2 separate regions of the Homo sapiens genome follow, and region 1 is linked to region 2. The links are chromatin contacts, found by Hi-C in ENCODE. All regions are on one chromosome and are shown on one strand. The core of a region is the stretch at or near the end of the contact, and the rest is flanking DNA. Distances in the headings are between cores, read along the strand shown. Region 1 holds the start of IFT70B (intraflagellar transport 70B). Region 2 holds the start of MTX2 (metaxin 2).

Region 1 (3,989 bases), core at 910-3,409, 1.3 Mb before region 2:
GGCAAACTTCTCAGCAAGAGAGAAGAATACAGGAGTACGTGAAGTCAGCTGCTTTATGGTATAGCATTCAGATGCCTACTGAAGTTCCTTTTTAGGTATAACAGGTGACCATTCCCAACTAATCACTTTCTAATACTTGCTCACAGTTACGACTTAGGCCAAGAAGTTCAAATTTCCACTGGCCAACCCAAGGTGGCTGGTTGCTTTAACAGGAAAATAACAATATAAAAAAAGCAAGACACTAATATTCCCCTATAACTGGGCCCATACATGATAGATAGAGTTAATTCATCAGTGACTATTACCTACTGAACTTAGCTTTGGAATTTCATGATTCAGCTGCTTCTTATCTAGCTGTGTCATCTCAGGCAAGTTGCCTAATCTTTCTGATTCACATGTTCTTCATCAGTAATATGCAGAATACAGGGTGGTTATTATGATTAGAAATAATATATATAGGTGGTCTAATAGAATGTGATGCAATATGGTTGGTGTTGGCTCCAAAATTTATATGTAGAAAAGATTTATGAACAGCAATACTGTTGAAGAGGCAGTAAGGTACCTGCATTGAAGTATTTAATTATATAGCAAAGACATGCTCTGACTTGGACTGTTTATCATGGGTGGTAGTGAGGCCAATGGACATCATGGAAGACTACAAAAGACAATGCTCTGTCCCAGGCCACCATATGATAGATGTTAATGAATTACAACTATTATTGTTACCTTGAAAACTACACTATTTACAAGTACCTCACTGGGATAAGCCAAATTCATATTTTGCTATCTTGTCTATGTCCCTAATTCTTGATTGAAAAATTGTATTTATTCTCCCTTAAAGTCTATGGTCTCCAGGTCAGTTTATCTAGGGGTATTTTTTAAATTGGTGATTAAATATAATTTTATGGAATAATTAAGCCCCTAGTTTTTCACAGCCCCATCATGGCCACTAATAAACTGAAAAAAAATTATACAAAAATAGCCCCAGGATAATAACATGGAATCTACAGCATCTATTCCAAATATATAACAAAGAATGAAAGAAAACCCAGAATGATATCTTGTACAGTCTAGCAAACCTGCATAGAAATCTTCAAACTAAGAATCTGGAAAAAAAATTAAAGTGTAGGCAATCTTTTCTTATTTTAACAGAAGAAAATCCATATTTATCAGTTCAATATCCAAAATCCCTAGAAGGCTGAAAAGTACAAACTGAGCATGTGTGTCTCTCACACACCCACACATCACTGGCTGACTAATTTAGTAGTTAAGAGAGAAGAGTAAAAATGCATAGGGAAAGGAGCACATTTTAATGTCTTGGATTTTCCCCTCTTGGAAAAAACTGAAGTCATGCATTTCTCCAACGTTTCTACCTAGTAGTGAAAGTTGGAACTCCAGCGCAATGGGGATGGCCAAGGGTAAACGCCAATATATACTCAGTAATATTTGTTGTTACGGGAAAAAAGAGCGGGAGATACTTGGACCTAAAACCGAAACTCTCCCAGTACCAATCAAGATTCACAGTCCTTTTTCCTCATTAACCTCTGGAAACCACCAAATTAAGGATTCCTGCTCGCCGCTCTATTCCGTTCTTACAAACTGTGCCCTCGGGGTAGTGCAAAAAAGAACGTGCTCTAATTCCAGGGTAATTCCAAGAGATAACTCGCCTTTTGCCATCCCGGTTCTTTTACTGAAACTAAACCAAAAGCCAGCATTATTATCGACCACACCGTGTACCAGGCTCAAAATCGCCAGGAACATGGGGCCGGAAACCTTCCTCCGCCGCGCCAGAGACCACGGTGCCATAACAGACACAGTGAGCGCCCCTCATCTTTAAGAGGCAGGGAAGGAGAGTTACCCTGCACCCCCACGGGCCGCCGGTTCGGTAGGTACAGCCGGGACTACGTCTCCCAGCATGCAGCGCGGCTACGACCCGCGCCGCGGAACCACTGGAACGGTGCATGCCGGGACGAGTAGATTCAGTCTCTGAACGGCCCGGAGTAGTCTTTCCCCTCCTGAATGCCGCCACTCCGCAGTCCAGAGTATTTGAAGATCAAGCTGAAATTGAGAGACTGACGAGAGTGGTCCCTTTTTGTTCCTAACAGATTTCTTGCGACAAGGAAACCGGCAGTCTTCCGCTTCCGGTTGCTCTGTTGCCATAGTAACCGCACCCATAACAGCCGTGGTGGTTATGGCTGGCCTGAGCGGCGCGCAGATCCCCGACGGGGAGTTCACCGCGGTCGTGTACCGCCTCATCCGCAATGCACGCTACGCCGAGGCGGTGCAGCTGCTGGGCGGAGAACTGCAGCGGAGCCCTAGGAGCCGCGCCGGCCTGTCGCTGCTAGGCTACTGCTACTACCGCCTGCAGGAGTTCGCGCTGGCGGCCGAGTGCTATGAGCAGCTGGGCCAGCTGCACCCGGAACTGGAGCAGTACCGCCTGTACCAGGCCCAGGCCCTGTACAAGGCCTGCCTTTATGCGGAGGCCACCCGGGTCGCCTTCCTTCTCCTGGATAACCCCGCCTACCACAGCCGGGTCCTCCGCCTGCAAGCTGCTATCAAGTACAGCGAGGGCGATCTGCCAGGGTCCAGGAGCCTGGTAGAGCAGCTGCCGAGTAGGGAAGGGGGAGAGGAAAGTGGGGGCGAGAATGAGACCGATGGCCAGATCAACCTGGGTTGTTTGCTCTACAAGGAGGGACAGTATGAAGCTGCATGCTCCAAGTTTTTTGCCGCCCTGCAGGCCTCGGGCTACCAGCCTGACCTTTCCTACAACCTGGCTTTGGCCTATTACAGCAGCCGACAGTATGCTTCAGCACTGAAGCATATCGCTGAGATTATTGAGCGTGGCATCCGCCAGCACCCTGAGCTAGGTGTGGGCATGACCACTGAGGGCATTGATGTTCGCAGTGTTGGCAACACCTTAGTCCTCCATCAGACTGCTCTGGTGGAAGCCTTCAACCTTAAGGCAGCTATAGAATACCAACTGAGAAACTATGAGGCAGCTCAAGAAGCCCTCACTGACATGCCACCCAGGGCAGAGGAAGAGTTGGACCCTGTGACCCTACACAACCAGGCACTAATGAACATGGATGCCAGGCCTACAGAAGGGTTTGAAAAGCTACAGTTTTTGCTCCAACAGAATCCCTTTCCTCCAGAGACTTTTGGCAACCTGTTGCTGCTCTACTGTAAATATGAGTATTTTGACCTGGCAGCAGATGTCCTGGCAGAAAATGCCCATTTGATTTATAAGTTCCTCACACCCTATCTCTATGACTTCTTGGACGCTGTGATCACTTGCCAGACAGCTCCTGAAGAGGCTTTCATTAAGCTTGATGGGCTAGCAGGGATGCTGACTGAGGTCCTCCGGAAACTTACCATACAAGTACAGGAAGCAAGACACAATAGAGATGATGAAGCTATCAAAAAGGCAGTGAATGAATATGATGAAACCATGGAGAAATACATTCCTGTGTTGATGGCTCAGGCAAAAATCTACTGGAATCTTGAAAATTATCCAATGGTGGAAAAGATCTTCCGCAAATCTGTGGAATTCTGTAACGACCATGATGTGTGGAAGTTGAATGTGGCTCATGTTCTGTTCATGCAGGAAAACAAATACAAAGAAGCCATTGGTTTCTATGAACCCATAGTCAAGAAGCATTATGATAACATCCTGAATGTCAGTGCTATTGTACTGGCTAATCTCTGTGTTTCCTATATTATGACAAGTCAAAATGAAGAAGCAGAGGAGTTGATGAGGAAGATTGAAAAGGAGGAAGAGCAGCTCTCTTATGATGACCCAGATAAGAAAATGTACCATCTCTGCATTGTGAATTTGGTGATAGGAACTCTTTATTGTGCCAAAGGAAATTATGACTTTGGTATTTCTCGAGTTATCAAAAGCTTGGAACCTTACAACAAAAAGCTGGGAACAGACACCTGGTATTATGCCAAAAGATGCTTCCTGTCCTTGTTAGAAAACATGTCAAAAC
Region 2 (3,525 bases), core at 437-2,936:
CAAAATGCCTAGAAATTTTTAAACGTCACTACTTAAAGCAGTATCCAAAGTTTATTAAAAGACATTCATCATTTTCTCATTAAAAGAAATCACATATTAGGACACATGCACACAGTGAACCACTCAACATACACTGTGAAGTTTTTTTTTTCAACATAGTAGCAAACTAAATTAAATCGCTGATCTAACTATATAAGCCTGATTTTGTTTCAACATAAATGGTAAAAGCAGAAATAATCATTGCTTGAAATCTCAAGATTAGTCATTGATTTGGGTCGCAAATATTTATTGAGCACCAACTGACTATGGATACAATGGGGAACAAAACAAGTTTGATCCCTACTTTCAGGAAGCTTGCAATCTAGTAGGAGCTTCTCTCCTCTAAAAAATAATGTTTTTAAGTGAAGAAGGAAAAAAAAGAAATGTACGTTCACACAAACGCAAAGCAGTGAAAAACATTCCGGCAAATTTTATGACACATTCTGTACTTCCCATTTCCAAAATACTATCTTATTACTTCAAATGTACCTATTTATTGTGGTGACTGTCTTCATTACTGTACTCATGTTGAAAACACTGCTAGGGAGTTATGACTAATTCCATTAGCCTCTATCTCAAAGTACCTATGTTTAGTCTCCTCACTTTCTCAACAATATTTAATTTCTTTCATTACAATAAATAAAAACCTCAATAAGAGAAATTACAAACCTATATACATCAGTCATGTTCAGTCCACCGACTCAAAAGTATTTCTTTAAAGTACATGCAGATTTAAAAATTTTCCATGAATCCGCGCGGGCGTGGTGGCGGGCGCCTGTAATCCCAACTACTCGGGAGGCTAAGGCAGGAGAATCGCTTGAACCCGGGAAGCGGAGGTTGCAGTGAGCCCAGGTTGTGCCACTGCACTCCAGCCTCGGTGACAAAAGAGAAACTCCGTCTCAACAAATAAATAAATAAATAACTCCTAGAGTCTTAGCAAATGGCACTACTGTGTCGCTGGGAGACGAAGCAAGAAGTCTGGTGTTCCCTCAACAATAGGTAACAACTGATTAGTGACAGTCACCTTAAACTTTTTGAGTACCAAGACCCAGAAACTGCCACCACTCTTAGACTGAAGCGTTCAGATGCTTGCCCCTGTGGTAACGCCCCCCACCTCAATCCCAATCCAAGGCCTCCCCCTCATACTCCAGCACCTCCCAACTGAATGGGGAGGTGGGACAAAGTACCGCCCAAGGGAAGGAGACGGGACTCCTGCTCCTGCGGGGTGACCTTGGCCAAGTGTCTCCTTCTCAGTTTTCCCATATGTGAGATAAGGTTGGTAGTCCGTGCCCGCCTCCACCATCCGGGCCGGGTTCAGCGTATAATGCCGCAAGGCTGGAGGAAAGCTCCAGCCCTGTACCCCACGCGGCTCCCCGAGACCGCGCCGCCACCTTCTGGGTCTGCGGCCAGCCGCGCTACCTGCAATCTGGGAGACGAAGGCTTCCGCCACTAGAGACATGTCGGCTGGGAGGCCCGGCGCCCGGGTGCCTGCCCCCCACGGGCCTCAGCGTCCTCCACCGCAAACCCGGAGGCTCTCGGCAGTTAACGAGCCTAGCCCCGCCAACGTTCAGACTCGCAAAGCCCACTCCAACAGCAGCGGCGGCTGCAGTGAGGCCCCCAAGGTTACCGCCAGGCCTGGCTAGGGACTTCCGGCGCAGCCGACAACGGCACTCGAGCGCTTCCGCCGGCCCCGCCCCCGCGCCGTCCTACGGGGCGCCGGCGCGGCTAGCTCCGTCCAGCCAATTCCAGGCTCTGCGCTGGGGGCCCGCAGGTGGAAGCGAAGTACCCGACTCGTCTCCCACCCAGGGGACTGGCAGGGGAATCTGGGAGATTTTTAGCGTCCTTTCTGTAAGCCAGAATTTTGTAACCGAGTAACATTTGTAAACGCCCACTGGATACCAGGCACTTATATACCTATATCTACACACACATATATACATATATACACACACACATACACACATATATAATATATACACGTATATATGTACACATGTACATATATACACATATATACATATATATACACATATATTCTATTTGACTTCGTCTTCTCAACAACCCATTAAAGTAATAATATTATCGCCATTTTACGGATAAGAATATAGGCTTAAGGAGTTTAAACTGCCTGCCCAGGCAGTCCTCCAAGGACCAGATTCAAGGCTGCATGAATTCCCTCTATTCCATTATATTGCTGGGTTGATTAGTCCGTGGATAGACATTAGTGTTTTTTGTTGTTGTTGTTTATTCAAACATGCTTGGCAGAAAGGAGGCTTGAGCAGCGCCTAAGCCAGAAGGTAATTTGTCCTTCAACTCCATACACCCGAAATGATGCTCAGCTTGGAGAATAAGATACTTTAGTTTCACACACTTCTCACCTTTCGGGGGTGAACGGGGCAGGAAGAGGAGAAACTAAATTCCCTGAGTAACTTTGTCTTAACCTAATAGCTTCTTAAATTACACAATTAAAGAAAAATCATATGCATTACAGATTGGTGGTATTACAAGTGGGACAGGCTTCAGAGCTGGTAACCCAAAGCCCCCTTCACTGATGAGAAACAAGTTCAGAGAGGTGAGGTAACTCATTTTAAATCACACAGTAAATCAAAAAGTCAGACAGCTTACTAGGTTTTTGCAGAGGAAACCTGTATTCTAAGAATTACTGTCCATGACATTTAGAAAGCTATATTTCCATTCTTTATATCCGTAGATCTCTATTACTGTTCATTCTGCCTCCTTAACTAGCGTGGTTGGTTTCCTAGAGCTGCCAGATTACCACAAACTGGTTGGCTAAACAACAGAAATTCATTCTCACAATTCTGGAGGCTAGAAGTCTGAAATCAAGGTGTCAGCAGGGCCATGCTGTCTTGCAAGGCTCCAGAGAAGGGGGTTGCCGGCAATCTTCCATGTACTTTGGCTTGTAGATACATCACTCCAATCTCTGCCACCACATCACACGGCATTCCCCCTGTGTGTCAATGTGTTCAAATTTCTCTCTTCTTGAGAAATAACACCAGTCATTGTGTTAGGGACCCCCACCCTAATCCAGCAGGACCTCATCTTAACATGATTTCTTTTCTTTTCTTTTCTTTTTTTTTTTTTTTTTTTTTGAGATGGAGTCTTGCTCTGTCACCTAGGCTGGAGTGCAGTGGCGTGATCTCGGCCCACTGCAACCTCCACCTTCCAGGTTCAAGCGATTCTCCTGCCTTGGCCTCCCAAATAGCTGAGATTACAGGTGCGTGCCACCATGCCCGGCTAATTTTTGTATTTTTAGTAGAGACCGGGTTTCACCATGTTGGCCAGGCTGGTCTCGAACTCCTGACCTCATGATCCGCCCGCCTTGGCTTCACAAAGTGCTGGAATTACAGGCGTGAGCCACTGTGCCCAGCCCCATAATTTTTTTAAGGTTAAGTCATATTTTCATCTCCCTCAGCAAAAGGAAGCTTCTTAAACAGCATTTAAATTTACCCAATAATTTACATTGAC

What was found. Hi-C counts contacts between places; a loop is a spot of excess contacts on that map. Pooled maps may share reads with other maps.
Region 1: a map of CD8-positive, alpha-beta T cell shows a loop between it and region 2 (35-fold over the local background). The contact joins the promoter of IFT70B here to the promoter of MTX2 in region 2. A Hi-C loop is called at or near these places in 2 of 168 maps with a recorded cell type or tissue (CD8-positive, alpha-beta T cell and naive thymus-derived CD4-positive, alpha-beta T cell) and 7 of 50 pooled maps.

The regions. Positions count from the first base shown.
Region 1 is chr2:177,550,966-177,554,954 of GRCh38, reverse strand. IFT70B (intraflagellar transport 70B) reads left to right here and starts at 2,159. Exons shown (of 1, transcript NM_152517.3): 1 at 2,159-3,989. The coding sequence starts at 2,192. RefSeq lists enhancers at 1,893-2,182, 1,551-2,354, 2,355-3,159.
Region 2 is chr2:176,267,603-176,271,127 of GRCh38, reverse strand. It overlaps MTX2 (metaxin 2), which reads right to left and starts at 1,686. Exons shown (of 10, transcript NM_006554.5): 1 at 1,459-1,686. The coding sequence starts at 1,498. RefSeq lists enhancers at 792-1,417, 1,418-2,045 and a silencer at 1,750-1,839.